Regions from separate parts of the Homo sapiens genome. Here all the other regions are linked to region 3. The links are chromatin loops, found by intact Hi-C in ENCODE. Cell type or tissue: ascending aorta. All regions are shown on one strand. Links, peaks and the distances in the headings refer to the core of each region. The heading gives the core; the rest is flanking DNA.

Evidence for each region. Peaks named below come from ENCODE experiments on the same cell type or tissue, not always from the same donor. Only the 100,000 strongest peaks of a DNase experiment are listed, where the experiment ranks them.
Region 1: it touches region 3 in a loop (2.7-fold over the local background); 8 of 110 quality-filtered maps call a loop at or near these places.
Region 2: it touches region 3 in a loop (5-fold over the local background); 7 of 110 quality-filtered maps call a loop at or near these places.

What each region holds. Positions count from the first base shown.
Region 1 is chr10:29,135,014-29,146,047 of GRCh38, reverse strand. No RefSeq gene overlaps it. Among named protein-coding and RNA genes, the nearest start is that of LYZL1, 150 kb to the left of the region's middle. RefSeq lists enhancers at 4,682-5,182, 5,183-5,683. In ascending aorta, for the core only: no CTCF peak of the experiment used is centred there; a DNase peak (open chromatin) is centred at 4,805; H3K27ac peaks cover 1,509 bases.
Region 2 is chr10:28,906,160-28,917,193 of GRCh38, reverse strand. No RefSeq gene overlaps it. Among named protein-coding and RNA genes, the nearest start is that of C10orf126, 65 kb to the right of the region's middle. RefSeq lists an enhancer at 10,466-11,034. In ascending aorta, for the core only: no CTCF peak of the experiment used is centred there; a DNase peak (open chromatin) is centred at 5,509; H3K27ac peaks cover 4,391 bases.
Region 3 is chr10:28,987,405-28,998,438 of GRCh38, reverse strand. No RefSeq gene overlaps it. Among named protein-coding and RNA genes, the nearest start is that of C10orf126, 150 kb to the right of the region's middle. RefSeq lists a silencer at 6,345-6,639 and an enhancer at 6,384-7,583. In ascending aorta, for the core only: a CTCF peak has its summit at 6,508 (motif pointing right); DNase peaks (open chromatin) are centred at 4,123 and 6,948; H3K27ac peaks cover 3,906 bases.

The DNA of each region.
Region 1 (11,034 bases), core at 1,475-9,474, 150 kb before region 3:
CAGCTGCAAAGAGAAATGGTGACAGCCCTGTATGAGAAGCCCAGTCATCAGGAGTCTTAGCTTGTGTTTCTCTGGAACCCACTACCTGATGTAGAGCAAGTCAGTGCTGGGTCCCAGTTTCTAAGGCGATAAGAAGAGTGGTATCAGACTAGATAAGCTCCCAGGTCCTTTGAGACTCAATGCCTGCTATTCCATAATACTGCTGCCCATTAGGTGTAGGTAAGCTGCCCGGGGCCCTGTCTGGCTCTGTTGAGCAGAGAGAATGACAGGCCAGAGTCCAGCATGCCAGGGGAGAATCAGGGCTTACCACCTCGTTATGTGGAACTTTTCCCGTTTTGCTTTGTGTATTAGTCTGTTCTCACGCTGCTAATAAAGATAAACCCAAGACTGGGTAATTTATAAAGGAAAGAGATTTAATGGACTCACAGTTCCACATGGCTGGGGAGGCCTCCCAATCATGGCAGAAGGCAAAGGAGGAGCAAAGTCATGTCTTACATGGTGGCACGCAGGAGCTTGTGTAGGGGAACTCGCCTTTATAAAACCATAGATCTTAAGTCTCATGAGATCTGATGGATCTTAAAAAACCATTAGATCTCATGAGACTTATTCACTACCATGAAAGCAGCATGGGAAAGACCTGCCACCATGATTCGATTACCTCCCACGGGGTCCCTCCCACGATGCATGAGAATTATGGGAACTACAGTTCGAGATTTGGGTGGGGATACAGCCAAACCATATCACTTTGGGGTTTTTGTTGTTGTTGTTACATTTATGCCTAAAAAGTAAAACATGCCCAGTGTGAAAAATCTGAAAACTAGAGAAAAGTTGAACCATTCAAATAAGCACCTGAAAAGCCATTATCTTAACACAACTATGGATACTAGGTAAGCACATTTCTGCCCTGGCTTCACTTTACACATGTGATTTCTTCCTGAGATTGCACTGTGCATGGAACTGTGTGTCCTGCTTTCTGAGCTTACTATTGCATTCCTTAAAAAATTGTGTAGAGGCCGGGCACGGTGGCTCACGCCTGTGATGCCAGCACTTTGGGAGGCCGAGGTGGGCAGATCACGAGGTCAGGAGATCAAGACCATCCTGGCTAACACCGTGAAACCCCATCTCTAATAAAAATACAAAAAAATTAGCTGGACGCAGTGGCGGGCACCTGTAGTCCCAGCTACTCGGGAGGCTGAGACAGGAAAATGGCGTGAACCCGGGAGGCGGAACTTGCAGTGAGCCGAGATCGTGCCACTGCACTCCAGCCTGGGCGACAGAGCGAGACTCCGTCTCAAAAAAAAAAAAAAAAATTGTGTATTGAGTATCATCTGAGTGCCTGCATTGTACTGCTGGAAAGCTCAATGAACAAGACAGTGCTGCTTTAGGGAATTCACAATCCCGCCTTTTCCATACCATTAAGAACTTTCCATAAGCTTAATTTGTAATGGCTGCAACTGACTCTTAAAACAATTTGTAGCTGTTGATATTTTGCTGTGTGTTGCACTGGAGGAGAAAATCCAGCTCATGAGACAGTAGAAGGCTGAGTAAAGGACAAAGGGTGAAGAGTGATGAGGTGAAGTCAAAGTCGCAAACAAGAAAATGAGAAGGAAGAGAGAAGGCAATCAGGAAAGGGAGAAACAACCAGTAGAAGCAGGGAAGGTGACCCACTTTAAGACCAACTGCTCTGACCCCAGGAATTCACTGTTTGATTTTGCACTGAGAATGAAGAATGCAGGCTCCAGTCCCACACAGGCTGCCGGCTGTGGGCTCTTGGGCAAGTTCCTTCACACATCTGTACTTCAGTTTTCTTGTGTGGAAGATTGAGATAATAATACTTATCTTCCAGGTGGGTAATAATAAAGATTAAATGAGACAATGCATGCCAAACTCTAGCACCTAAGTACTCAATACATGAGATTATTAGCCCTCATGAATTACCACCATATTTCAATACTGCATAATACATTTGGACCAAAGGGATAAGGAAGAGACCAGACGAAGTAATGAAAAGTCTGATTTATTGATTTTTTTTAAAGTACAGTTACCCCTTTAATCTACATAGCTGCATGTGCCAGAAAAAGAAGACACTCAAATGTGATAATTAAACAGTTTTTTTAAATAAAAGGAGGTTATATGAAAGTAAGGGCAAGGAAACCAAGACTCTGTAAAGCCCCTCTGGGGCTAGCAAAAGGGAAGTGACTGCCACCCTTAAACCTACAAGCAAGGATGCAGGTAGTTACAGGACCTACCAAGCTCTAAGACCACCGGATAGGAGCTGTGGCTTTCAGCAGAATGAGTCCCCCTCTGCTCTGCTACAGTGGTTGTCATTGGCTGAAACCGCAAGAAAGCCAAAGGAAAGGGGTCTCAGACCCACTTGATGCAATCTGCAGAGGTCAGCTTCCTGAGCTCAGAAAAGAAGACAGAAATGCCGACAGGGGATCTGGAAGGAGAATGGAGAAAGTTCAGTGCACCACCAGTTTCTGGGACATAGAATTCTGGTTACCCGTTGGCACTTATGAATTTACCTATCGAATACCATTTGTAAATGTCCTCATCATTTACCTAGTGCCCGAGTGTCACTGCAGACCACGTGCCTTCATCTCTGTACACATCTGTGCTGGCTGCAGAGAACAGTGACCCAGATCACAGTTTTAAGAGCTACCACCACTCTTCTGAAATGGAAGAGGTTCCCTTGTCCCCCTCCCAGGGCGTGCGATGAGGGTGTGCCCTGCTGCTCAAACCTCTAGGGGAGCATAAAGATGGGCAGGCTGTGGGGCTCCGACCCCAAGACAGTGTCTAGGGTGAATGTTTATAGCTGAAGCCCCAGTGGGTATGTGTTACATGTGTTACAGGGTGCTCTTTTAGCTTGCCGTCTACAGGCGGCGTGTGCTAACCAGCTCAATGAGACTCCCTTCCTTATCAGAAGGACAGAGGGATTTCAGTATCCTGGGGTTTCTTGCCTTGGTGTACCAGAAGAATCGGATCACACGTGGGCTGCGAGAATGTGTAAGGCTTTGTTGAGTAGAAGTAAGGCTCAGCAAGGATGCAGATGGGGGAGCCAGAAGGGAGATGGTTTTGTTCTGGAGTCGGGCTGCTGGGCGTCCTGGGCTCTCCTCCGACTGCTCCAGCCAAATTCCGCGTCGTTCTGCCAGTCAATGACCTCCCGGCCAGCGGGTGCCTGTCCTGCTCTTCTGCCCGCGCTCTCCTCTGGAGGCCCTCTCCACAATCAGCCGCTTGCGCCTTCTTCCGCCAATGTGCTCCTCTCTACGTCCAGCGGCTTGTGTCTCTGTTGTGCTAGGGACTCCGGTTTTTATAGGCCCAGGACGGGGGCATGGTGGGCCACAGTGGTCTTGGAAAATGCAACAGCCGGCGAAAGCAGGAGTGCCTGTCCTCACCTGGGCCCGTGGGGGTGGAGCCCTAGCCAGGGACCACACCCTCCCCTACTCAGCACTTCCCTTCCTCGGTTCCCTATCATTTAAAGGGACCACGCTCTTCCCTTCCCAGCACTTCCACACCACTTCTAATGGCAAGGAGAAATCATGGATGTAGATTGCAATAAAAACATGGTCAAGTGCTGCAACTCTTGTTGGTGTGAGGTTGATTTAGTATTGTAAAAACATACATTTGTGTAAGAAAACTACTGTTTATATTTAAATATTCCTTATGCTAAACCAAATGTGTTTATTTGTAAAAAGTATTAATATAGGGGTGGGGGAATATATTAATCTATATTTAGGTTTTTTAAAAGAAACTCTAACCTCTCGCAAGTTACCTTTGAACTAATAAGTCTGTTATTAATTTAGAGAGGGTAGAAGGGAGCTGTGCCTTTCAGGAGCTTGTTTTAATTTGTTGGGGTTTTTTGGTTATTTCTGTTTTTATTTCATTTATATATTTACTGCCAACATCAGTAGCCTCTGCCATCTGAGAAGGCCTGCTCATTCATTTCCAGTTTGGATGAAGTAAAAGATGACAGAGTTAGTAGAAAGCACATATGGTAAAAGAGAAGGCTCTTAAGAGATTTCTTCCTTCTCACACTGCCAGGCTGCCCTCCAGGGCTGGCAGATAGGCATCAGGACTTTGTGTATTTTGGTTTGTGTTCAGAGATAAGGGTATTTCTGCCATGATGCAGGAATGAGTGGAATTTAACCATTGTATTCATTACTGGAGTTTCAAATAACTTTGTTCTAGGTTTATTAAATTTCCAAAATAGTCTCTTAAGTTATACCAAATGCAAACTGTTTTTTTCCTGAAACCTTCTGATTGGTTACCAATATCCCAAATTCTCTTGTGACTGTTCTTAATTTTTTTCCCAAGCTCTTTGTTATAAAGAATGATTCACTGACTATATTTTTCTCAAAAGGGATGTTAAGCTTCAGCATTGGATTCTAATCATAATTCATGAGATATTTGAACATGCTATTATTTATCACACAATTACAAAAAGTTTAAGAATCCCGCCAATATATACCACCGGTCTAAGAATGTGTTAGGAGGTGGGCAAACTGATTTAATTTAAATACTTGCACAGATTCTTCCCTCTTTCCCAGGCCTTTACCCATGATTGAAATGCAAATGTTTGTTTTTAAAGCTTTAAAGCAATTTGGTTGGCTTTCTTTGACTGTATTTTTTTAGCCCTTTGGAATTTGCAATATCAGATATAACAGTACTAATACCAGAACTGAAAAGTCCAACTTGATGACATTTTCTACCTCACTAGAAGCCAGATAGAACAAACATCCCTTGGTAAGGAGGACTTAAATAAGTTTTTTGCCCAGTTATTCATACCCAGAACCACATATGGCAAGGCGGGGACCCATACTGGGTGCTAGTCAGAGGCAAAAAATTCTCCTGGACTTAACTCATCATTTGGGAATCTCTTAGAAAAAAAAAAAATTGAGAACAAAGTAGAAGTTTTTTGCTCTCCAAGCCCAAGGGAAAAGTTCATTGGAGAATCATATCAGAAAGTAGATTTTCATCAAGAAATCAAATTCGTGGCTCATGACTGTAATCCCAACACTTTGGGAGGCTGAGTCAGGCAGATCACTTAACATCAGGAGTTCGAGACCAGCCTGGCAAACATAGCAAAACCTCGTCTCTACTAAAATATACAAAAATGAACAGGGCGTGGTGGTTCATGCCTGTAATCCTAGCTACTTGGGAGGCTGAGGCATGAGACTCGCTTGAACCTGGGAGGCGGAGGTTGCAGTGAGCCGAGATCGTGCCACCGCACTCCAGCTTGTGTGACAGAACGAGACTCTGTTTTTTGGATTTTTTTTTTTTAAGTCAAATTCAAAATGGCCTTTCTACTTTTCTCAATTTGGAGTGTTTATGCACAAGGACAGAGTGGATACGTAGAGGCAATTCTCCCAAGTAACCTAACGGATGATTGTTCTGTGGGCTCACATCTAAAATAACCTGCACATTTCAGTGTAATTGGAGTTGGGTCTTGTTTTTGTTTTTGTTTTTAAAGAATAACTTACATTCTTCCTTCTGCCAGAAAGTATTTTAAGCAGGTTTCAATAAAACGTTACATACACAGTAAGTTTGTTAAAATAGACAGAAAATCAAAAAGCATATAAAAGGGGAAGTTTAAGATAGTTACTGCAACTGAACATTAAATTTAATTCTGAGCTTCCTTGCAGTTTAGGGAAAGAGTAAAAACAATGGGTTACATTGTTTTCTGCCTCCAGTGAAAGGAAGCATTTCACTGCTTCAGAAGATACTTGCTTTTTTCCTGCCACTGATTTTTAAGAGGGTTGTAGCCAATGAGCCCTTATATGCTTTACAGAAAATACAAAAAAAGGCCTTCATATGACCTTTTTCATCCCCAAACAAAATTTGGAAGCACAATACTAAAAATAAACCCAAGGAAAGTAAAACATTGCCACCCATAGGGGTGGGACTAATGAGATTAATGTGTTCTTTAAAAATCATCTCAAGGCACTAGGGAGTATATATTCTAGATTTCCTATAAGATAAAATGTCCCCGATGGCACTTTTTAAGTGTATATAAATATTCTTTTTCATTTACTTCGAATAAAAATAATGGCAAAAATAATGGCACTCACTTTCTGCATTGGTAGTTTTAAAAATTCTGAGAAAACTAAGAATTCTATAATAAAGGTACCCCAAAGTAGTCATGATAGCACATAACAGAACATGAGGCCCCCATGTGTGCTTAATATAATATGGAAATGAGTTTTCTCCTATATTACAGCTTGTCACAGAACTGTTTTTTGTTGGGGCTCCTTTATTTTTGAGAATGTAGTGAAATAATGAACACCATTATCCAGGGTTTGTTGACATAGAAAAGGGGAACGCTAAATTTATGAGTGGTCAGAGGAGTTTAGTGATCTCAGCAGTACTCCAGGTCGTAGCAGAACCAATTTGGATTTCTATTCTGAAGGCACTATATGGAAGGATCAAGATGGTTTCCCGTGGGCTCAAGCTTAGCTGTAGGGGAAAAAGTGACTCGGCCCTCCAAATTTAACTTAATTGGCATTGTGGGAAAACTTCTTTTCCACAAAGCAGCCCACACGGTGTACCCTTTGTAAACCAAGGACTGTTGTTGAGGGAGCTAAAGATGGGGCGTGGCTTTCTACCACAGTTTCCATGATCCGCCATCTTGGGCATCAGCAAAAGCCAACACAGCCACATCACACCAGGACAGAATGCTGAGGAAAATAAGATTCATTAAAAGAAGGGTTAGCTTTTAATTTATATATATTTAAAGGATTCCGTTGTTTTTCCTTTGGGGTTGTTCTGTCTTCATTCAAAGCTGCCTTATTTTAATATTTCTTTGAATTCCCAGAACAGTCATTCTTTTAGTTCTTTAGATAATCTCTTAGGTCATAATAACTTTCCAACAGTCACAGTACTTTGCAAGTTATTGAAGGATTTATTAAAGCATGTCTTATGGCCAGGCACAGTGGTTCACACCTGTAATCTCAGAACTTTGGGAGGCTGAAGTGGGAGGATCACTTGAGGCCAGGAGGTTGAGACTAACCTGGACAACATAGAAAGACTTAATTTCTACAAAAATTTAAAAAATTAGTCAGGCATGTTGGCATGTGCTTGTAGTCCTAGCTACTTGGGAGTCTCAGGCAGGAGGACTGCATGAGCCCAAGAGTTGGAGGCTGCAGCGAGCTATGATCACAGCACTGCACTCCAGCCTGGGTGACAGAGTGAGACTCTGTCTCTATAAATAAATAAATAAATAAATAAATAAATAAATAAATAAATAAAACATATCTTCTTTCAAGTATTTATTAAACAAACTTAAAAATATCCAACTAATACTAATTTTGGGGGACCTTGCCCTCTTTTTTTGTATTTCATTCTATGGCCATTGACTATTCTTCATTGGGCTCCCTGAACCATTCCTTGTGTATTCTAATGCAATTTCATGTTTTTCCTCATTGAATTTCATTCATTGTTTTGCTAGTTTAGTGGTCAAACAGTGAAACTAAGTACTGAGGCTTTCTTTACTACGTAACATAATGGCTCCTGATTAGCACTGCTTTAATTCACACTTCACCTATTTATTAAATATCTACTATGTGTAGGGCATATTTTATTTGCTAAGTGAATTTTAGATTTAAAAAGTATTCGTTGTAATTGAAACTAAACTCAAAAGCGTATCTATTACATGAACTGTTGCAGTATCACCTTCTCCCTAGCAGATAACAGTAGAAAGGAAGAGAAGTGTCATTGTGCATAAAAATATTTTAGTAACCTCTTTGGATGGTGAAGGCTGTTTCTGCAATGGCCCAGGGCAAGACAAAGAGGGACCCTAATTGCTGTGCACAAAAGTGTTGTTAGAATATTAGTTTATAGCAGCAGCCAGGAGAGGAGTGGAGTGAGGTGAAGCTATAAGTAGTTCCAGAGACTAACAGGCTGGAGGCAATATCAGGTGCCTATAACACGTGGTGGGAGTGAACAGCCAGTAAGAAATTCCCAGCAACAGAAATGGCCTTGGTGTTTTTAAAAACAGCATTGTCTAACATTCATTTAAAAATCATTTCTCTGTCAAGTGGAATGTGATCTTGCTATTACCCTCGAACCTTCAGAACTTATATCCGTATATTCGAGAAAGCCCTGTATTAACAGGAGTTTTATGGAATTAATGAATAAGGGAGCTGGGACATTTAGGGTGGGGTGAGGTGGAAAGCGGTGACCTGTAGCTAGAGACAAGATCTGATGGATCAAGAATTAAATGGAAACGGGAAACTTGAACAATGGACAACTTAGAAACACACGTTCAAGAATCCGTAGGTGTTGGATCCATGGAGTTTTAGGTGGACTAGAGTACGTTGCATTTAAATTACATGTAACCATCAAATATGCAAAACATTATGTATCAACCCAAAATATATATGTATAATTTTTTTAATTTTCAAAAACTTTAAGATTCACCCTGAAAGTTTAAACGATTTGAGGCATCAAGAATGCTGATATTTAGAAACCACTTTAGATCTCTTTAAGCCTTGACTTCCTCAACTATAAAATGGGCATAACACATTAAGGTAATTATGAGAATTAAATGAAATATTATAAACACACTGTTTTTGGACAGTAGGTAAACTATTAGTAAATACTACTTTATTCCTTCCTTAAGATCTTCACATATAGGTAAAAAAAAAAAAAAGCCCAAATGATGGTTTATATCTATAATAAGGCTAATATTAATAGTTATTGACAAGTTTGGTTAATGCCTGGGTAAAAAAACAGTTCAACATGTAGCCTATCATACTGATGTTAGTGAGTCAGCTGACATTAATATATTTAGGCGATTTTGAAGTTTAGCAGTGGTGGATTAAAAATGGCTCCGTATTCTTCAATACTTCTCCCATGAAGAGATGGGGTCTCTGTTCCCTCCCTTTGAATTTAGGTAGGCCCTTGGTTAGTTTGAACAACAGACTATGGTAAATATGATACTGTATCCGTTTCTTGGTCCAGGCCTTAAGAGACTGGTAGATGTCACTTCCTTTTCTTGAAATACTTGGAACACTCTGAAGCTCTGCTGCGGTTTAAGATGTCCAACTAACCTGAGATTGCCATATTGTGAGGAAGCCTAAGCTTGCTATTTTGGAGAGAGAGAGACAGTGAGAGAGAGAGAGAGATAAAGGCAGAGTAAGAGAGAGATACCCATCCAGCCTTCAGCTGTTTCAGCCCCCAACCATTCAAGTCTTCCCATCTGAGACTCCAGACATTGCTGAGCAGAAGCAAGACATCCTGAGGCATGCAGAGATGTTGGTCAGTGGGTACAAAGTTACAGTTAGACAGAAGGAATAAGTTCTGGTGTTGTATTGCACAGTAGGGAGACTATGGTTGATAATATTGTCTTGTATATTTCAAAATAGTTAGAAGAGAGGATTTTGAAATGTTCTCATCACAAAGAAAAGATAAATGTATGTGGTGATGACTATGTTAAATACCCCGATTTGATCATTGCACAATGCATGCCTTTATTGAAACATCACACTTTACCACATAAATATGTATAGTTACTACGTGTCAGTTAAAACTTAAATAAATAAATAACAGCGAAAGAGAAGAAAAGAAGCATGCTGTTGCACTGTGTTCCACCTGAGTTTTTCATCCACAGAATTATGATTATAATAACAATAATAAATTATTATATTAAAGCCACCACACTTTGGGGTAACTTGTTATGCAGCAATAGATAATCAGGATATCAGTGTCTTAAGTTTAATTCCCAATACTGTTTTTGGTTAGCTTCAGGATTAGGTGGTCCCTAAATTTAACTTTAATACCTATTTTAATTTTTTTAAACTCACCTAAAGTAATCAGGCAGAAAGTCCACTTGAGGGAACATGAGTGAACTATGAAAGCAGATCCATTTGGTGTTAAATCTTAGCTCACCTACTTATTAATTATGTAAAGTTGGGCATGCGAAAACATGTAATGTACCTGATATAGACCAAGTACTGGGCAGATGCCAATTCCTGCCCCCTTTCATCTCCTGGTCCCTTTCTTATGATATATTATTGCTGTTTTAGAGCTAGGAGGTGTGGCCTAGCATGGATTCTGCAGTCAAAGACACATGGAATTCAAACCTATGCATTATGTACACGGCCTTAGAAAAATCACTTAAAATCAGAGTCTCAATTTTCTCAACTAAATTACTGAGAAGATTAAGTGAAATAATTCATGTCGAGTGGCTAGCACTGTCCCTGGCACAGAATAAGTGTTCCTTGGAAATTCCCATTGTCATTATTCTAATGAATCATGTCAAGCATATATGTTAATCAGATTATATTAGGAGATTGAAACATACATTTAATGATGCTTTGGGGGAACAGAAAAGAACATTTCAATCATTTCACGACTTTTCTGTGATGTGATTCTCTTCCTCCTAAAATAAAAAAGAGATTAATATGTGCTCCCATAGATTCAGCTCTATGGAAACTGCTATCTCTTTGGAAGCAATGTCTTACATCATCAGAATATAAACATAGTTATGGGGTTTAGCGCCTCTGCAAGGCAACTGTAAAGACAGAAAAAAAAAAGAAAGCATTCCCATTTTCATCAGCTCCTTTCCTCCTCCTGTTTATCTGTTGTGACCACTGTGTTCATTCTTATCTCAACATCTTAGCTTAGTCCTGCAAACATGTTTCTTTTTTCAATCAGAGTAGCCAAGGGACTTTTAGGACACATATTTCTACAGAGAGCGACATTCCTTCTCTATCAGAAAAATAGGGAATTAAATCAGGATGACCAAATACAGACCATGTAGCCTTCTAGAAACCTTTAGAGGACAAGGTACCTGCTTACTATCGGCTGATTTTGAATACAGCCAACTGTTGTGTTGTTGAAAAGCTTTAGAAATCCCGTCATTTGCACAAATAAAACACTGGACAGAACATTCTTCCTCCTTTTGTATTTTCTAGACGTACGTTCATGCTGAAATGGGGCATACCTAAATCCCTTTAGGAAGAGTATGGGGTCTGTCTGAGATATCTTTTGCTCCATTCATTTCAAAGTTTTTTTGTTTGTTTGTTTTTTTAGAGA
Region 2 (11,034 bases), core at 1,339-9,338, 81 kb after region 3:
ACCACCATGCCCAGCTAATTTTTGTATTTTCAGTAGAGACGGGGTTTCACCATGTTGGCCAGACTGGTCTCGACCTCAAGTGATCTGCCTTCCTCTCCTCAGCCTCCCAAAGTGTAGGGATTGCAGGCGTGAGCCACCACGCCTGGCCAGAGCTACCATCTATTGACTCCTTCTCGGCAGTCGATGTCATGCACGCCCTTACTGACCTTATCCCTAATCCCTACAACAATCCTTTAAGTTAGAGATTGTTAGCCGTCTTGAAAAGAGTTAGACAGAAGTATTCAGTGCCATTAAATGACTAACCTAGGTTGCCCAGCCCAGGTGTCAGGCCCTATTCTCTTCTGCAGCTCAGCTCCAGGAAACATGTTTCCCTCCCCAGCCCCACCAAAAAATGCAGCCAACCAGACACATAATATTATTTTGGGGTCTGTAACATTACCATGACTCATGATTCTCTTCAATTCACTTGCCTTTCATCTTGCATGTCTTCTTTCTAAATGCCTTATGTCTAATTATTTCTTTTACCTCCATCATCTTCTAGAAAAAGGCATAAGCCTTATATTCCTCTAGATAACACAGGAATAGGAACCAAAAAAATGCATCGCATTCAAATATTTACTGAGCTTCCATTATGGCAAGCCTTGTCCTTGGTAGCTGAGTGGAATCGAATCTCCTGCAGCCTGTCACAGCTAGTCATACAGGCAGTAAAGGACGAAAAATGTACAGTGAATGCTTCCTTATCTGTTTGTTTTCCCTTCCTGGGAAATTCTGTCTACACAGCTGACCAAAGCTCAAGCAGAATGACGGGACACACCATCGACAGTAGTAACAGATCCACGTACCTACTAGCCATAAACAAGCTAGGTTTCCATGCTTTCTTTTTGGTATTTCTCTATGTCGCGTGTCTAGCAACAGAGTAGAATTAGCAGCTTCCAGGTTGCTGGGGTTTAGAGGCAGTGACAGATGCAGAATGAGGAAGCAAACAGATTAATATGTATTAAATGACTGCATTAGTGCTCATTACTCTTAAGCTCAGTACTTGTGTGTACATGTGAAAGTGGTATTTTTCCATGACTCTCGCCATGGGAGCTGATTAAAACAGAAGCACTCAGAATTAGCCCAGCAGTCCAAGCCAGCATCCAAACTATTTATTCCCTCTCTCCCACCCCCACCGTTTCAAGTGCCAGTCATAATTGTTATTTGATATAATGGCTCCTCAACCTACAGCTCTCACCCAACCCAAAAAGAGTTTGGTGGCTTAAGGTTTCGACCAAAGCTCCATTTCATCCTGTATAAAAGTGACTTGGAAATCCTTTTTATCCTCGATTTCTGACAAGAAAATCCAGCTAACAAGGTCATCTGAGATGCCACCAAAACAATATGCAAGGCTGGGTATGGTGGCTGATGCCTGTAATTCCAGCATTTGGGAAAGCTGAGGTAGGAGGATTGGTTGAGCTCAGTTCAAGACTAGCCTGAGCAACATAGCAAGACTCCATCTCTACAAAAAGTAGAAAAATTAGCTGAACGTGCTGGCAGCTGGTTTTTAGCATTTACAGGCCCAGCTACTCAGGAGGCTGAGGCAGGAGGATCACCTGAGCCCAGGAAGTCAGGGCTGCAGTGAGCTATAATTGCACCACTGCACTCCAGCGTGGGTGACAGACAAAGACCTTATCTCTTATAGTAAAATTAAAATATATATATATACACTATGTATCTCTTATAATAAAATTCAAAAAATATATATATATTTGCTTTATTGACTACTGCGTTCCAAGCTCTGCTGGGAGTAACTGGAGGCAAATTTTAATGCAACCCAAAGTCCCAATGCTTTATACTTGAGGATGCCTTCTCCAGTGCTTGCTGAGGAGACCTGTGAATCAGGAAAATGGCACCAGCATGCACAATCCCAAACTAAGACACTTCTGAAGATGCCAGGCCCAAAGCCATAAACATGGACCACCTTTGGTACCAAGTCATCCAGTCTTTCTTGGCATAAGCAAATGATGAGGCTTTGAATACAACTGAGCTGGCCATAAATGCTGGCTCTGCCAATGTCTAGTGATATGGACTTTGACAGTTGATTTAATACTGCTCGGAGCATCTGTGAAATGGTGACAATAATCCCTGTCCCTGTGGAGTTGTATGCAGATGAAAGGAAAGAGGATGTGAAGAGCTGCCACACAGTAGGCAAGCAGCGCTAGTTCTCCTTGCTTTCCTGTTTCACTTACTCATCATTAGACATCTGGGACAAGCAGTGACTTCTGCTGTCTTGAAGTTCACTTACTATTAATTCAAACAAGACTTCCTGACTGCAGTCTGCCCTCATTACTGGCAATGTCCTGCCTGATCTCTAAGGCAACAATCACTCATTTTGTAAATACAACCTTCTCATCTATTAGAAATTAATGAAAATTCCATGAAAACGATTTTCAGGCACTGTAGTGACATGAAACTTCAGGAACTCATTACCTTAAATGTCTCACCCAAGGAGTTGAAATATTTCAAAATCCACATGCATATAATATTAATGCAAGAGTGTATAATACGCATAGTCTTCTCCAGGGCAAGTAAGCTTTTAAAATATACTACCCCTAACTTTGTTAGAGTTTTCTTACTTGACAAGTTATTCTCTTTGCTTATTACTTTCTACCCGTGTCTTTTATCACTACTCTAGAAAAATCAAGAACAAACTATATTGGGTTGAACCCTATGAAATTCCTTATATTTGGTCATTTTTGACCTATGGGAATGACAATCTCATAAAGGTTTAACCTGCTAGAGCCAGGCCAAGGATAAAGGAAATCAGAGCAGTTCCTGAGAAAATGTGGTTGGGCTGCTCCCCTGCCCAAGGAGACCTTCGCTTTCCAAACACAAGGTCATCACATCATTGGTGATGTCTGCATTGGTTAGGTTGGGTAAACTTGACATTATTATTTGGGTTCTCTCTCCCCACTGGTAGGGCAGGTGCTAACTGAACAGATGAGTAATTATGACTGCAATAAAAGTCACTGTTGGAGGGGGTAAAACCATTATCTCCACACCCAGACTGAGGACAGCTCGCTTGGTTTGCACAGTTCTTACAACCCACAACACTGTGGGTGCCATACCCTCTTGGGGAGTTGCCATCGCATTCCGAAGCTAATGACATTAATCATTAGCCAACTCAGAAAGGTTAATGGGCGGCTCGAGGGAGAGGAATGTTTTTATGGAGTTGATGTTCCTGGGAATTGGATCAGAAGAGCATAAGGGGGCCCTGGATGGGACATGAGCATTAACAAGTCCCTCCACCCACCTCATCCCACACAGCAGGACTCTTTAGGCTCAGCAAAGTGCTTCATCCAACACTTCATGAATGAGCCAGAGGACGGGAACCAGGCACGATTCCAGATCCAGCTTCATAATCCCTTCCCAGAATATAGTTTTCTCAAAGAGTGTCTTGTAAATTAAAAATGTGTTTGCATTATTTTTATTTATTTATGTATGTATTTATTTATCGAAGACAGGGTCTTGCAATGTCACTCAGGCTGGAGTGTTGTGGTGTAATCATAGCTCACTACAGCCCTGACCTCCTGGGCTCAAGTGATCCCATCTCAGCTTCCCAAGTAGCTGGAACCACAGGCGTGCATTACCACGCCTGGCTAATTTTTCTACTTTTTGTAGAGAAAGGGTCTCACTCTGTTGCCTGGGTCAGTCTCGCACTCCTGGGCTCAAGCAATCCTCCCACCTCGGCCTCCCAAAGTGCTGGGATTACAGGTGTAAGCCACCATACTGGCAGATTTGAGAAATCTTTAACTCACCAATGGATTAGCTGTTGGGGAGTGAGGAATATCAAGGTCAGAGTAAGAGGGATTATAGCAGAGAAAATCAAACCACTGGCTGAAAACTAAACATTTCAGTTACATTGTGATTATTTCACCTACGTACATAATGAGAACCTCTAAAGACATGTAAAATATGGAATTGTTTCAACTTTTAAGTTTGCTTTTTAAAAAATGGAAGGTATCTTATAGACATAGTAATGCTTTGCACTTATCCCAGTTAGAACTAGTAAGTCCCCAGACCTCACTCACCTGTAATTACCAAAAAGATCGTGGGGCTTCGAGGTGGGGAGAGGAGTTGTTTTGTTTTTTTGAGACAGGGTCTTGCTCTATTGCCCGGCTGGTGTGCAGTGGTATAATCATAGCTCACTGCACTGCAGCCTTGAACTCCTGGGCTCAAGCAATCCTCCTTTTTTCAGCCTCACGTGTAGCTGTGACTACATGCGAGCCACCACTCCTGGTTCATTTTAAAAACAATTTTTTATGTAAAAACTGAGTCTTACCATGTGGCCCAGGCTGGTCTCAAACTCCTGGGCTCAAGCAATCCTCCTGCCTCAGCCTCCCAAAGTGCTGGGATTACAGCTGTGAGCTACTGTACCCAGCCTGTGTTTTCTTATTATCCAAATAATCATGACTTTGAGGCCCAATTCCATAACTCAAGAAAGTTATTCTTCTCCCTGCTTCTCCTTCATGAACATGTTGGAGAATTCTGGAGAGATGCTGGATGTGCCGCCCACCCATCCCAGTAGTCACTCATCCCTCCAGCCACCCTGACTCCAAGGCCGGTGCTGCAAAGCCCTGCAAGGAAATTCCCTTGAACAGGCTCAACACTGGCTTCCTCAGGCTGCTCGGCCATCCCCATGCAAGACACTCCAAGTGCAGACACAAGCTCTGCCTGTACTTCCACAATGCACAGAGAGGAGCAGCCCAACTGTTTAATAAAACTGTACTGAAGGCATGGGGCTGACACAATTACAACTCCGAGAAACATTCCCATGCTTATCAAAAGGGGTTCCTCTAGAGGGTCCCGGCTCTGAACGCCAGCCTTGGGCCTTTGGCCTAGCTCCTGGCTACCTTTTGCCTGGCTAAGCCAAGTCAGCCTCCTCTCCACCAGGCTCCAGGTCTCTTTCCCACCTCCGAATCCAGCTGGAGCCTCTCAGTCCCAGAACTAAGTGGCAGCCTTGCTCATTCCCATCCCAAGATGACTGGGAGCTTCTCCTTCCTAAAAGGGGGACCCTTCAACCACCCACCAGCTGCAATGCAGCCTCCTTGGCCCCAAACACCAGCCCCAATCACCAGTGATTCATTTCCATCTGCTGGTCTTCATAACACCACGCCTGGTGCTGTCGCCCAGATAGCCAGGGTCAAACCTGATTCCATTTCTTTTTATTTTATTTTATTTTATTTTATTTTATTTTATTTTATTTTATTTTATTTTATTTTTTGAGACAGAGTTTCACTCTTGTTGCCCAGGCTGGAGTGCAATGGCATGATCTCAGCTCACTGCAACCTCCGCCTCCTGGGTTCAAGCGATTCTCCTGCCTCAGTCTCCCAAGTAGCTGGGACTACAGGCCCCCACCACAATGCCCAGCTGATTGTTTTTGTATTTTTAGTAGAGACGGGGTTTTGCCATATTGGCCTGTCTGGACTTGAACTTCTGACCTCAAGTGATCCGCCTTTCGCGGCCTCCTAAAGTGCTGGGATTACAGGCATGAGCCACTGTGCCCGGGCAAACCTGATTCAATTTCCTTTCCCAGTCTTTCATCCAGTGTGGAGTAAAGAGAGGGTCGAGATACTTTCTGGGTTAGCTCAGGGTTTGCACTGTCCTAAAACAAATATAATCAGACAAATAGACAAAATATACATGCATTTATACATACAAACAGATATGTACACACATGTGCATGCACACACACACACACACACACACCTTCCCAAGACAGTTTCAGAGACAGTCACTAAAATCTAAATCCATATTCAAAGATGCAGCAAGGACAATGTCCCACTAAAAATGGACTCTATTTATGTTAAACAGAACACATTACTTCTCAGCCTACATTTAAAGTAACATTGAGGATGACGCTCATTACACAAATTATTGTTCTTGGACAAACTGAAGTGTTTATTCTGCTAACTTTTCCCAAAACAAAGGAAGTCACAATCGTGAATTGGTTGCTCAGCCTCTCGTAACTATGAGTAACTTTTAAGGAACAGTTCTACTGCTTTAAAAAATATTTTTCCACTGGGCATCACTACACAATGATGCAGTCATAGCTCAAAATATTTTGGAAATTCCTCCTTTGGAATTGCCTCCAGAGCCAAGAGCACATTCCTTTAGAATAGTCTCAATGGTTATAAACCTTTATACCAAGAAGAAGGTGTATTTGATTCTTAAAATAAACCAAAAATTATTTTAAAATGGAGCTGGTGAATGTAGGTGACCAAATTGGGTGACACTGCTTTGGTATACAAAATGTGGCCCTAAAACATTAGGCAAGTTTTCCTGTGCGAGTCATAAATTATCTGTGAAGGCCATTCACTAAACACACTTTAAAAATTTTTTAACGCAATACATTTTTACTCTGTACCAATCCTTGATGGGGCACAAACCCCGAAAACAACTAATTTCAATGTTAAATGGAAATATTTACAATAGTAGTATGTATGAAACCTCAAGCATCTCAGAAGAGCGGTGCACAGGAGGAGAAGAAGGGTTGGGAAGGGTCTCAGAAAAGGCTTAAGAAACATATGTCATAATAATTAGAGTTTTCGCCATGGCCATCTTGAAGGCCACAGCATTTATTTAGATATATTCATTCAGATATATTTGTTGAAGCCGTTACTCCATTGCTTTATAATCATGCTTCAGAATAAAGGAGCATGAACTTCATTTCACCCCCAGAGTTATTGTAGCAGGACCCAACAAGACATTAATTTTGCCCGTGGTTTTTGACCTTTTTTTGCTTCCTAACACACTTTCAGTTATGATCTTGGGCTTTCTTTGAGCAAAAACCTCTTGGATTCCATACACCATCGTTATTTAGGAAATCCCTTATGACTTCCAAAACATTCACATGTTTTTCCCGGAATAACATTGCACACATTTATATGCGATCACGTTTTCCTGCCCCATGTATGTTTATGAACCCCAGAGCATGTTGCTTAAGGCCAGCCCTTACCGTGTAGTGATATTGCAGCAGCTGCTGAACAGCACCCTGCTATTACAGCCCTGCATCCTGGTGAGGAAGGGAAGAACCCCAAGGATGGGCTGGGGACGTGGAGGCACACAGGCAAAGTGGGGTTCCTCCAGATGGCGTTCCATCCCAGCTCTATGACTGCCTGAGTAAAGAGTGCCTTGGGGCTTTGGGTGGCAGGTTTTACTAGTCAGGCCTCCATTTATATCTCCCCTAAAAGCCTGAAACACCAATGGCTCCTCTTGAGTTTCTCAGTCACAGTGGAGAGTGGCTCCAAGGCCCTTTCCCAGGAAAATTCAGAAGGGGTAATGACCTCAGAGTTTTCACCTGTGGCACCGGCCTGAGTTTCTCATGAGGCACCGGACTGTCATTTCTCATCAAAATCGTCTCTTGAACTTCTAAAGTAAACACCAGGAGGAAAAGGAATGAAATGGCTTTGCAACTGTGGAAATTGTACTATGTCCGGTCTACAGGGTGAAATGAGTTGCTATTTCACTAGGCCAGGTACCTATACCCTTATGAATCAAACAGCAAAAGAGGTGAAAAGGAACTTTAGCCACGTCTAAATTTCACCTAGACCCACTGTTTTATACTTTTCTTTGACTTGCTCTATAAATATTTTACTACAACTTTCAAAGTTTATAGGGTCCTTAAGACTTGTAAAAGGGTTGAGTAACTAGAAACCAATGACTGATACCTACCACAGGGATCTTGATTTTTTTTCTTCTTCTTCTTAAGATTCCATGGAACAGATTTCATTCTACCCAGGATTCCTTGAAAGGTGGCTTGAAACTCATCTCTCAATTGAAGTCATGAATCTGCAGGGGACAAAGAAAAATGGCATCCACATATCAACTCTAATTGATTTGGGGGCACTCTCCAGAGAGTCAGGAATCTGGTTTAGGTCCCAGACCTATAGCTTCCAGGGCTCAGACTCCTCAGAAGCTAAGGGTATGTGCCCCGATGACCTGGATCCCTGGTGCTGGCATCACATCCAGATTCCCCAAAGCAGAGAGGGCCCAGTCACCTGGTCCTACTGCATTCTGGGAATGACAGACATGCCACTGGTTTTAAAAGGATGTATTTCCAATGGACCCTTCACCAAGTTGCAAATTTTAATTGTATAATAGAGAAATATGCATGAGTGTCTTCTGGTTTCCAGCGACTTGAGTTTTGTTGGTTATTGAACTAATTATCCTGATTCCTAAATCCCATAAAAGTACATAGGACTATAGTTATCAGTCTAGGCAAAATTAATTCACTTGTACATTTGGATACATTTGTTCTAATGACTGAATCGTGTATCTCTTTTCTTCAAAAATACAGAGTTTGGCCAGTGCACGGCAGCTCACACCTGTAATCCTGGCACTTTAGGAGGCTGAACTGAGAGGATCACTTGTGTCAAGGTGTTCCAGACCAGCCTGGGCAACATATCAAGACCTCGTCTCTGCAAAACGTTTTAAACTTAGCTGGGCATGGTGGCACACACTTGTAGTCTTATCTACTCTAGAGGCTAAGGCTGGAGGAACAGTTGAGCCCAGGAGGTTGAGGCTGCAATGAGCTATGATACCCCAATATGATTGCCCCACTGGGTGACAGAATGAAAGTCTGTCTAAAAAATTTTTTAGAAATAAGAATAATACAGGTTTATAGATCAAAATGTGGCTCCTGAAATATTAGTTTTGAGCTTCAATTCAATAAGAAAGCCATCGTATTAGTCCATTCTCGCACTGCTATAAAGAAGTACCTGAGACTGTGTAATTTATAAAGGAAAGAGGTTTGATTGACTCACAGTTCCAAAAGGCTGGGGAGGCCTCAGGAAACTTACAATCATGGTGGAAGGTGAAGGGAAAGCAAGGACCTTCTTCACATGGCAGCAGGAGAGAGAAGTCCAAGCTGAGGAGATGCCATATGCTTATAAAACCATCAGATCTCGTGAAGAGTCACTCCTGTCATAAGAACAGCATGGGGAAAACCACCCCCATGATCCAATCACCTCCTACCAGACCCCGCCCTCCACACATGGGGATTATGGGAATTACAATTCTAGATGAGATTTGGGTGGGGACACGGGGCCAAACTATATCAGCCATACAGGAAGGGAGCGTGAGAAGCTGAAGGTTATGGTTCTTATGCTTTCTAAGTGTCTTCCAGGCCCTGAGCCCACTGTCTCACCTCCACAGTGCAGATATGCCTTAAACACAATTAAAACTGAAACCAACATTAAACAGAACTAAATGTAAGAAATTAACAGAAATTAATTACCACATATCAGAGAGACAATCGCCTGTTTAAAGCTTTAATATGAAAGATACTTCTTTGAACATAAAAACCCCAACTCTCACATATTTTCAAGGTAGTTTTGTACATTAGAAAATAATTCTCTGTATTCCGTGATGAACGATTCATCGTGGAATGCCTTTTAAAAAACAAAGACATTGAAAATGTGGTTGCAGGCTGGGCACAGTGGCTCACGCCCATAATCCCAGCACTTTGGGAGACTGAGGCAGGCAGATCACTTGAGCCCAGGAGTTCGAGATCAGCCCGGGCAACATGGCAAAACCCTGTCTCTACAAAGAAAATTTTAAAAAAATTAGCTGGTCATGTTGGTACATACCTGTAGTCCTAGCTACTTGGTGAGGCTGAGGCCAGAGGATTGCTTGAGTCTGGGAGGGAGGCAGAGGTTGCAGTGAACTATGATCATGCCACTACACTCCTCACCCTGGTCAACAGAGTGAGACCCTGTCTCCAAAAACAAAAAAGAAAAACTGTGATTGCAGACACAAACACTTAAACATAACTCTGCAAACTTTTCTGTTACCTTTGAAAACCTATTTCCGTACAGGGAGGAAAAAAACCCTTAGCCTTGTTTTGATAGGGAAATTTGATTACTCATTTGAATAGACTGAGTATGATAGTTATTTGACTTTTGAAAATGTTTCAGGTCTCCTTCCTCTCTGCTATCTTAGGATCTGAGCTTCCTGAAATTTTGAACCAAGGGCCATGAAATACATTTTCTTAGCCTTTGCTATAACATTCAGCATTAAACAGAAGACAAGAAGTGTGGCCGGACATGGTGACTCATGCCTGTAATCCCAGCACTTTGGGAAGCCAAGGAAGGCAGATCACTATAGGCCAGGAGTTCCAGACCAGTCTGGGCAACATGAGGAAATACTGTCTCTACCAAAAGTGCAAAACATTAGCCAGGTGTGGTGGTGCGCGCCTGTGGTCCCAGCTACTCAGGAGGCTGAGGTGGGATGATTGCTTGAGCCTGGGAGGTGGAGGCTACAGTGAGCCAAGATTGATCGCCACTGCACTCCAGCCTGGGTGACAAAGTGAGACTCCATCTCAAGAAAAAGAAAAAAAAGAAGAAGAAGAAGGCATGAGGTGAGAGGCAGGGAATATTCTTACAAATCCAGGATGGTTTCTTGGAGGAAATGGTCTTTCTGTTTTCAGTCCTTTATTTTATTCTTATTATGACTCAGGGACATGCTTTCCTTTGTATATTTGATCATCAAAAGATCCTTTCCATATTTGGAAAATTCTGTGCTTATGTTTGACTTTCTTGTTTTACATGGAGTGGGGGCGGGCGGGGAGGCAATTCCTGAAGTACAACGGGCCTCATCACAGAGGTTATACTTGCTCAGTGGAGTGTGATATTCATGTCTTTCTGTGCTGGATGCGTTTTTTCTTTTTAATATAGACATAAGCACTTTGCATTTCCATATGCATTTTGACTAGGTAAGTAAGACATAAGATTGGCCACTTTCACATTTTTTCTGCTTCAAGCAACTAAATTGTACACGCTATACTGACGACAGGCACAGCTTGGCACCAAACTGGATGTGAGGGGAAGATTTGGGGTGTGCCAGAGAAGCATCCGCAGACTTCAGAGCCTGCTGGTTCTTTTGAAAATAATCGCCGAGTTTCATCTGCTATCACCTGCTTTGCCTGCGTTCCTTTTGATAACTGCCTTCCTTTCAGGGCTGACTGAATAAGAGTTATTGATTTAGTGCTTCAAG
Region 3 (11,034 bases), core at 1,905-9,904:
TCGTGCATCCTGACTCTAAGTACCAGAACGTTTGGCAGTAGCACCCACAACAGGAAACGCCAACTCTTTTGACAGCAAAGGGTTAAGTCAACTGATTTTTTGTCAAGAGCCAGAGAAATGCTTGATATTCTTAGTTGTGTTTCTGTAATAGTTAATAAATTACATGACAAAAACCTGACTATATAAATCTATTGGTCTAACTACGTATTTGTAACTTTTATAGTAGTCCAGCCCTCTCGTTACTTTCCCTCCTTGTGCTCTTAAAGCCAGTCTTGCAGATGTGCCGAGAAAACAAGTCCCATTTTTTTTCTTTAGAATAGCCTTCCCCATTCCTCAAAATGGAACTGAGGAAATCAGCATTCCTTATTAGATTCCTGGCTTCAGTTTTTATTCACGGCTGGGAAAGGAGCGACCGGCAAGACTGCTTTAAACACTCTTCGGCGTGGCCTGAAGACAAAGGCACGCCCACACTGGAGTGCAGTTGTCTCAAATGTGAACTCTGAGTGAACAAATTCTTGAGGAAGGGAGCATTTACACAATGCAGTTATGGGAAGGGAGATCTACAAATGCTTTCAAATGAAATGTGTACTTGCAAATTCTTCTTGAGTGAACAAACATGTACAAGGCCACAGTGCTCCCAAGATGTACAGCTCCCAGGGACCTCATTCTCATAGACTATAAATGATTAGCCCTCCTTATTTTTTTTTTTAAGTCTTAATGGGTTGAAATGAGAAGAAAATGGAGAATTGTTTTCATTTCTCAGTAGAGAAGTCCTTTGGCCACTACAACTGTAACAACAACGCACTCAAGTTGCTCAATCTATGCCTTTGTTTCATGAAATATCAAAGCAAATATCTGTTTCTAGAAATCTCTAGGGCTTAGTAGAAAAGATGATCGCTGAAGATCCAGAAACTATTGACTTTGCCAGAGCACAGTATATTCACTGGGCAACCATTGTCAATACTTGAAAATGCACACAGGCGGAAAATATTAAAGGGTGACATGATTTCAGCAAGTTTCTTTTAGAGTCAACACAAAGAGGCAATGGAAACAATGCAGGAAAGAATCAATGCAGGACAGTGTCTCCAAGTAGATTACAGACAAAGGGCACCTGTTTGGGAACTGAGACTCGCAACCTGTAGGAACACAACCTCAACCAGGCTGCATGGACGGATTGAAACAAAGCACAATAGACCCATCTGAGGAAAGGTAAGTGGCCGCATGCAGAGGGTATCCAGAAATGAACCTTGCTTAGCAAGGGACAGAAATAACATAGGCAAGCCTGAGTCACCTCTTACTCAGATAAAATAAGCATCCCATTAAGAGGTGACTATGTAGACCTTCAGGCTTGCCTATGCTATTTGTATCTCTTGCTACGCTAGGTTCATTTTTGGAGAGTTTGTGCATGTGGCCACTTACCTTTGCAAAGATGGGTCTGTTGTGCTTTGTTTCAGTACATCCATGCAGCCTGATTGAGGTTGTGTTCCTCAGATAAAATAAGCATCCCAGGGCTGGGTGTGGTGGCTCATGCCTATAATCCCAGCGCTTTAGGAGGCCGAGACAGGTGGATCACCTGAGGTCAGGAGTTCGAGACCAGCCTGGCCAACATGGTGAAAACTCGTCTCTACAAAAATACAAAAATTAGCTGGGCGTGGTGGCAGGCACCTGTAATCTCAGCTACTTGGGAGGCTGAGGCAGGAGAATCGCTTGAACCTGAAGGTGGAAGTTGCAGTGAGCCGAGATTTCGCCATTGCCCTCTTGCCTGGGTGACAAAGAGAGGCTCGGTCTCAAAAAAAAAAAAAAAGCATCCCAGGCCTCACTCATGCTTCTTAAAACCACCATGAATATAGACTATTCATCCAAAGAAAAGAAATTATAACACACGAAAAACCACATGAAAGTCACTCATAGAGAAAACAAGTATCTTTGAGATGAAACAAGAAGAGAATGCAAAGAATGTAGTAGGAGCATGAAATGGAATCGTTTTACCAAAAAGATAGAATAATGTCTTTGAAGAGTTTTACAACAAACTGCAAAACATTTTCCTCTTTCTAGTTAGGGGCTTGTCAAAGTATCTGATAAGAACTACCTGGAGTTTCAACTGAAGAATTCCCCCAAGTTGCTAAAGCTAGGACCTTCTTGTGAGACAGTCTTCACCAAATACTCCACATAAAACATGCAGAACACACAAGTGCAAAGGGAAGTGAAGTCAATGTACTTTTTAGAAATGGAAATATGCTAATTAGCCAATTTCTATTTCAACAAACCTCTTATGCTTAGACTCAGAGTAAGAAATGTCAATAGGAATGGTCCCACCTTTGTATCTGATTACACGACAAAGCCAGCAATATATTTAGAATCTTAGGCTTCTAAAGCTGAAAGGAAACTTAGAAAGCAACTCGGGCATTGTTGCAAAGAGTTTTGCTTTAATTTTCATATTCTGCAGAGTACAGAATGGCTTCAGTTGTTTGTCCAGGAATACAGTCTGCGGTTCTCCAGCCCAAGTCCTTCCCACCACAAGGCAGCAGGACTTTGTAGTATGCTTGTGTCACCCCAGCTGCAGGTTGCTCCATCTCATGAAGCAGCTTAAGAAAGTAATCTATCTATATTTGCAAGCTCACTAAATCAAGAAATAAATCAACCTGTGGAAAGGTAGAGAAGTGGGTCTCAATCTATGTGAAACCTTTGTTTTCGTAAGTCCAAGAAGACGATAAAATCTAGTATGGTGGTCATCACTCAAGAATGAAGGCTGATGAGAGATGGTTTCCCAGAACTGCTTTTGTTGAGATTTTCTTTCTCCTCAGTTCCCTTCGTACTTTTCAGATCCTTTTGTGAAATAAAGATTTTCCGCAATGGCTTAACATTGAGGTTTCTGTATCTGAAAATCATAGGAACTTTTTTTCACAGTATTTGAATATTTATTTCAGATTGGATCTTTCCATGTCCTGTACACCAGAAGGGAGGGAGTGGTGGAAAAAATGTAAATATTGAAGAAGCATGGGAAATAATTGATAAATCGAGATTCCAGGAAGATAGAAGGACAAAGCATCGAAACACAAATTGTAGCAATTCCACTCCTAGGTCTGTACCCAAAGAACAAAAGACTGCTACTCACACGAATGCAGACAGATGAATGCAGCACCATTCACAATAAGCAAAAGGTGGGATCAGCCAAATGTCCATTGATGGATGAATGGATAAATCAACTGTGGTACAGTACATGGTTTCTTTTCTCGCATTTATTAAAAATCAGATATCTGTTTGCTTGTTTAGCTGAATCTCCCCATAGCCAACAGGATTCTTGAGGGCAATACCTTTACCATTTTAATTATCAACTACTTACTCAGCACTGAACACTTATGGGTACTCACTAACATTGTGTTAGTTCCTTTGGTGATTGTAGTCATTCCTATTTCACAATCAACAGGAGAGAGACAAAAAAGCACTACTTGGGCCGGGTGCGGTGACTCACACCTGTAATCCGAGCACTTTGGGAGGTTGGGGCAGGAGGATTGCTTGAGGTCAGGAGTTTGAGACCAGCCCGGCCAACATGGTGAAACCCTGTCTCTACTAAAAAAAATACAAAAACTAGCCAGGCGTGGTGGTGGGCACCTGTAATCCCAGCTACTCAGGAGGCTGAGGCAGGAGAATTGCTTGAACCCAGGAGGCAGAGGTTGCAGTAAGCCAAGATCGAGCCACTGCACTCCAGCCTGGACAACAGAGCAAGACTCTCTCTGAAAAAAATTTAAAAAAATAAAAAAGCCTTCCTTGGTGTGGAAGGGTAGTGAAGAGGGCAGTCAAAGGAATTAACCAAAAAGTATGAGGAAGGAGGAAGATTAAGGGGATATGTACAGAGAGATGAGAAAAGGTAGAATTCATCAAAAGCTGAGTGATAAAGACAGAGGAAAAGTTAGCGGACCCCCAAATCAGCATCTGCCTACTCCCTGCCTGAACGCTCAGGGGTCCTCCCTTGGGAACCCTGTGGACAGCAGAAGAGCTCTCTATGACCTGGCCTGGGGGCCTTGATCACTTCCATGCCCTCAGTTGCAATATCCCACTTTCCTCTACAGAAGGGCTCTCATAGGCCTCTTGACTTTTCCTCTCTGCCTGGAAATTCCCTTGCTCACTTTGCCCTTGGCCAACTCATAAGGTTCCTCCATCTCTTGGCACCCACACTGACCCTCCATGAAGCCCCACTGGTCCTCCCCAGGACACACTTAGGGTCTCTTTCCCAGGCCTGATCCAAGTTGTATAGAGTCTGAAGTATGAAAGAAAAGAATCCAGAATTACAAATGAAAAATTAGGCATGAAAATGAACATTTATTTAGAATGAGTATAAAATCATAACATATCACAATAACATCTGACAAATTCCACAGATATTACAAAATCCACAGAAATAGTGACTGCCTCATATGCCTCTAGAATAGTTCTCTTTCCTCTACTTTTTAGCTGCAAACGCTGATCTCTTCTTCATAAAACAATTTTCTACCTTTTTTTTCTATACAGAGGATTAAAAAAGATCCACTCTCTTTGCTCTAACACTTTATGGTGATTTGCTTTAGCCTATAGATTGTTTGAAAACATGTCTTCCAGCTTCAAAACTCAGTAGTGATGTCATTGAAGACTGGGTCGGATGCGGTGGCTCACACCTGTAATCCCAGCACTTTGGGAGGCTGAGGTGGGCGGATCACCTGAGGTCAGGAGTTCGAGACCAGCCTGGCCAACATGGTGAAACCCCATCTCTACTAAAAATACAAAAATTAGCCGAGCGTGGTGGCAGGCACCTGTAATCCCAGCTACTTGGGAGGCTGAGGCAGGGGAATTGCTTGAACTTAGGAGGCAGAGGCTGCAGTGAGCCAAAATCGTGCCATTGCACTCCAACCTGGGGGACAAGAGTGAGACTTCGTCTCAAAAAAAAAAAAAAGTGTTGAAAACTGCTCCCACATCTGCAGAAGCCTCTCTCAAGTTTTCCCACAACCAAATCCTCTGCTTACAAAGTGACACGTCTGATAATTTGAAGAACATTCCGCAGACTAGCTTCTGGCTCCATCTATCTAAATCACGTTTCTCCTCCATTGTTCACCTAGCTCTGGTGTCCGGAGCTAGCAGACATGTTTAAATTGTGATGTAGCCTCTGATCATGAAGCTTTATGTCACAGCGTTGCTGAGTCAGAAAGGTGGGTGATAGAAGTATTTCTGGAAGCTGCTCCTACACAAGGAAGCCTGACAATAGCTTAACTATGAACCCATAAAAATATCTCACTAAACCCAGGGGCCGGGCATGGTGGCTCATGCCTGTATTCCCAGCACTTTGAGAGGCTGAGGTGGGCCGATCATCTGAGGTCAAGAGTTCGAGACCAGCCTGACCAACATGGAGAAACCCCGTCTCTACTAAAAATACAAAATTCGCCGGGTGTGGTGGCGCATGCCTGTAATCCTAGCTACTCGGGAGGCTGAGGCAGGAGAATCACTTGAACTCGGGAGGGGCAGGTTGCAGAGAGCTGAGATCGCGCCATTGCACTCCAGCCTGGGCAACAAGAGCAAAACTCCATCTCAAAAAAAGAAAAAAAAAAAACAAACAACAACAACAACAACAAAAAACCTCACTAAACCCAAATGAATTCTATCCCCAACTCAACCCTCCCTAAGCCAGTTCCAAAGACAACTTTTCCTGCTTCCATGTCCCCCAATAACAGGAGAAATATGACAGTAAGTGTTAGTGCAGAAGACAAGTGTAATCTTAACTGATTCCTTCAAAATGGGTTACTCCTGTAAATTTTATAAAAATCTATGACCATAGGCCAGGGATGGTGGCTAAGACCTATAATTCCAGCAATTTGGGAGGCTGAGGAGGAAGGATCACTTGAGGCCAGGAGTTTGAGACCAGTCTTGGCAACATAGCAAAACCCAGTCTGTACAAAAAATACAAAAATTAGCCAGGTGTGGTGGTGTGTACCTGTTATCCCAGCTACTCCGGAGGCTGAAACGAGAGGATCGCTTGACCCCAGGAGTTTGAGGCTGCAGTGAGCTGTGATCGCTACCGCACTCCAGCCTGGGTGACAGACCAAGACCCTGTCTGAAAAAAATATGTGTGTGTGTGTGTGTGTGTGTGTGTGTGTGTGTGTGTGTGTGTTATATGCACATGTGATATGGCCTCAGAAGGGGACCATGCAAATGAGAAGGCCCTGAAGTTGTGGCCTTCTTAGCTTCAATATCAACATGCCTTAGGTTCCTTTCCTGCTCCTCCCCCATGCTCTTGTACATACTTTTGTTATGACACAGTCATTGTGTAATTATAATCACTTGTTTGTCTGTTTCCTCACAGAATTGTGACCCCATGAAGGCAGGAACCCTATTTGTTCTATTGGTATCTCCAGCATCTAGCAAGATGCCTTGTGCATAGTAGTTAACCAATAAAAAGTGGTTGAATAAATGAATGAAGCACATTCATACTGAAGGTAAAGGTGTGTGATCAGAGAATCTCTCTCCGCAATGGCCACCAGGAGGAGCTGTTGGATGGCTCTGGATGGTTGGTGGGTGGGGTGGGGAAGAAAGGGGTAGAGAGAGAGTATGCAATTGGTAATTCTTCAAAAGGATACTTGAAATCAGGTTTGTGTAGTTCTGGACACAAGAAAGGCAACATGGGCCTTGTACCATCAAGCAATGGAAGTTGGAAAAAAAAAGAAAAAACAATCATCTCTGCTTTGGGGAATCACTGAATTGGCAAACCACCCCCATTTCCAACTTTTCTATGACCTGAGCCTTTGATGACAGCTAACATCAAATTGGGAGTATTCTGGAAACACCACGCCCAGGTCTGCGCCTTATATTTATAGAGCTTTTAGCACAAAGGCATTTTCTTCAAAGCACTTTAAGAGCTGGGCACACCCTGTCACACACATGAGCTCCATGAAAGGAATTGCAGCTTCACAGCAGCCCTGAGGCCTGAGCTGGCGAACAGGAATGCTTTGGAATACACTCCCTGGCCACAGGCGAGCAGCCCAGTTTGAAACTAGTGGGAAGAATGACATCAGGTGGGACCAGCCAAATCCCTGCTGAGGGGCCCGACCTGTATTTCTGCAAGAAAACCTTCGTCTTGATGATCATTGACCATGTACTAGACCCATACTTTATCTCCTTTAATCCTAACATTACCCCTATTGTGCAAATGAAGAAACTCCGAGGCAAAGAGAGGCAAAATAACTGACTTCAGGACCATCACCAGTAAGAGCCAAAGCTCTTTAACCTTGGTTAAAGCTCATCCCTCTCTACAATCATGTGCCTTTTGCTGCCGTTCTAATACATGATCTAAATGTATCAGAGAGAGGCTGACTCTAAGATCAGATGAGCCCAACATGGTTCTGGGTTGACTGTATTGCTTGACTTTGAGACCACCGTGACGGCCTTGGCATCATTCAAAAGCAGGCCCAAGTCCAGGAGTGGTGGCTCACACCTGTAGTCCCAGCATTTTGGGAAGCCAAGGTGGGAGGGTGGCTTCAGTCCAGAAGTTCAAGACCAGCCTGGGCAACACAACCCTTTCTCTATAAAAAATACAAAAACTAGCTGGGCATTGTGGCACGTGCCTGTAGTCCCAGTTACTTGAGAGGCTAAGGTGGGAGGATCACCTGAACCTGGGGAGATCAAGGCTGCAGTGAGCCGTGATCATGCCACTGCACTCCAGCCTGCAAAAACAGTGAGACCCTATCTCAGAAAAAACAAACAATCAAACAAACAACAACAACAACAATAAAAAACAAAAGCAGGGCCAAAAGAAGGAGGCCATCAAAGCCCACATTTTAGTCCATCAGTCAAGCCTTCTGGGGTCCCCATGAATCCCTGTTCTGGTTGTGGAGGGGATGATGTGTGTCATGTGTTGTCACAGCCAACCACAGCAAGAAGGGCTACAATTCCTTGTTGTCATTTTCCCCAACTTCAGTCCCCTCACTGAGAAAAACCAAGGCAAATCACTTCCAAGAGGCCAGCCCAACAGGATAGCACTAATTCCCCTAGTTACAAATGTCTCACACCCAGAAAGCCTCTTGTGCACATTGGGATTCTGGAAAAATGTCAAAACACCACATACAGTCTCTTTACCTGGAAAACAAGAGTATCCAAGTCAGGGCATTCATGGTGCCACCAGAGCAGTCTCCAATACCATGTATAGTTCCCAACACAATTCAATTTACCATGGAAACCTCGGTCATTTTCCTCCAGTAATTCCTCCTCTTAGAAAGAGCACAGATTCAAGTTCCAGCTCTGCCTCCTACTAGCCGTCTGACCTGGCAAGTTTCTTAACTTTGTCATCTGTAAAGTTCAGATAATATTGCTTACCTCACAGATGGTTATGCAAATGAGTGAAACAAATGACAGAAAGGTTAGGTCCATCAGATGATAATGATATTTAAATCTGTTTTCACTACTCTTAGTAACATTATCTTGGGCCAGGTCTCTAGTCCTGCATCAGTGATTTGTCTTTTGTTTTTGTTGTTGCTTTTTGGAGACAGAGTCTTGCTCGGTTGCCCAGTCTGGAGTGCCGTGACATGCTCACTGCACACTGCAGCTTCAACCACCCAGGCTCAAGCGATCCTCCTACTTCAGCCTCTCAAGTAGCTGGGGCTGCGGGCATGCACCACCATGCCCAGCTAATTTTTGTAGACAGGGCTTCACCATGTTGCCCAGGCTGGTCACGAACTCCTGAGCTCAAGTGATCCACCCATGTCAGCCCTCCAAAGTGCTGGGATTACAGGCATGAGCCACCGTGCCCAGCCCCTGATATGCCTTTATTGAGCACCTAATGTGTATGGACTCTGTCTATGAACTTACAGTAAAGTCAGAGACATTGAGGAACAGGTTAGTGTGAGACTGTGTATATGAAATAAAAAGAATTGGAAAACAGGAAGACCAGATAAATAAAATAGAAGGAAAGTTCCACTAGAGAGGTGAGACTTTAGCTGGGCTTCCAGGTGTAGTATTTCAGTAGGATAAACTTACCAGACTAGGGAAGAAGGTGTATGTTGGGAATTGCGGGGAGGCTTCAGGCCTGGTGAGTTCTTCAGAAGATGGGGACTTTTGTTCATTCAGAGTGAAACGGCCAGTGAGCATTTATAAAGTGTTGACCACTACTGATTTGTAGTGTTTGGTGATTTCTGTGGTGTTCATACTTCCACCATAGCTGATTTCCACCAATAAAGCTGAAAACAGGCAGGCCATGGTGGCTCACACTGGTAATCCCAGTGCTTTGGGACGCCGAGGTGGGAGGACTGCTTGAGCCCGGGAGTTCAAGACCAGCCTGGGCAACATAGTGAGATCCCATTTCTACAAAATACAAAATAAAAAGTAATCAGGCATGGTGGCATGCACCTGTGGTGCTAGCTACCTGAAAGGCTGAGGCGGGAGGATCACTTGAACCCGGGAGTTTGAGGCTGTAGTGAGCCATGATTGTACCACTGCACTCTAACAGCCTGGAGACAGAGCAAGACCTTATCTCCAAATAAATAAATAGATCAATAAAAAGAATAAAAGCAGAGTTGGGGAGAGATGTGCAGCAGCCTGGCATCGTACAGTATTCCTACCATGTGAATACAATACAGATCAACGGCCTCCGTAAAATGGAGTAAAATCAGGAAGCGTTGACTTCTAAATATTTATTACCTTGGTTTTTAATATAATTTAATAATAAGTTTATATTGTTTAATTTTTAGTAATGGTTGCATTTAACAACTAACTTGCAGAATTCCTGGAAACTTCATATTCGGCTCAGGTGATTTAACAAGCTGGCTCTGGCACACCAGTGGGGCAGCTGCAAAAATCCAGGAAAGAGATGCTCATGGCATGCACCAGGATGTGAGTTGGGAGGTGATGAAAAAAGGAAGGATTTGGGATATGTGTGTGTGTGTGTGTGTGTGTGTGTGTGTGTGTGTGTGTTTTGTTTTTTGAGACAGAGTCTTGCTCTGTTGCCCAGGCTGGAGTGCAGTGGTGCAATCTCAGCTCACTGCAACCTCCGCCTCCCGGGTTCAAGCAATTCTCGTGCCTCAGCCTCCAGAGTAGCTGGCGTTACAGCTGCCCACCACCACGCCCGGCTAATTTTTGTATTTTTAGTAGAAATGGGATTTTGTTATGTTGGCCAGGCTGGTCTCAAACTCCTGACCTCAAGTGATCCGCCCACCTCGGCCTCCCAAATCACTGGGATTACAGGCATGAGCCACCGTGCCCGGCCAGATTTTGGATATGTTATGAAGATAGAGCAGGGAGGATTTGCTGGTAGCCTGCATTTGGGATGGGGAGGAGGAGAGAGCTCAAAGGTGACTCACGGGGTTTTATTTTGTCTCACTCCCTGTCTTGGCTCCCCACGTCTCGTGGCGAACGAGCTTCTCTTTTCCTTCATGTGTGTCAAATCCTCCTTCTTCCTAAAATTAGCTCCAGCTCTACACTACAGGAGGCTTTGTGTCGTTTTCCTTTATATAAGAAAGGTTTTGAAAAAATTCTTGCTTTCCACCAAGGCATGTTTCTAAAACTATTTTTTTATTTGTGTAAAACAACATCCTTATTTTATTTAAATACATATGGGAGAAGAAAGAGAGATGTGAGGGGAAAGAAAGTGAAGGGGAAAAGGAGAAGTAGGAAGAAGAAGGGGAAGAGGAGAAGGAAGGAGAAAGGAGGAGAAGGAGGAAAGGGAAGAGGATGACGAGGAAAAAAGGAAGAGGAGGAGGAAAGACATACTGGAAGGGAGGGAAAGCAGACATTCCCTGGTGGCCCAGGACAGCAGCCAGGATGTATAAGCTCCAAGCCAGGAATGGGCCCTTTCACACTGGGCTCTATATTCTCATACATAATTTAAATCCGTTACAACAACGACGTATTGGTATTTGAATAATAAAAATCTATGGCCGGGCATGGTGGCTCACGCCTGTAATCCCAGCACTTTGGGAGGCCGAGGCAGGCAGATCACCTGAGATCAGGAGTTTGAGACCAGCCTGGGCAACATGGGGAAACCCCATCTCTTACTAAAAATATAAAAAATTAGCCAGGTGT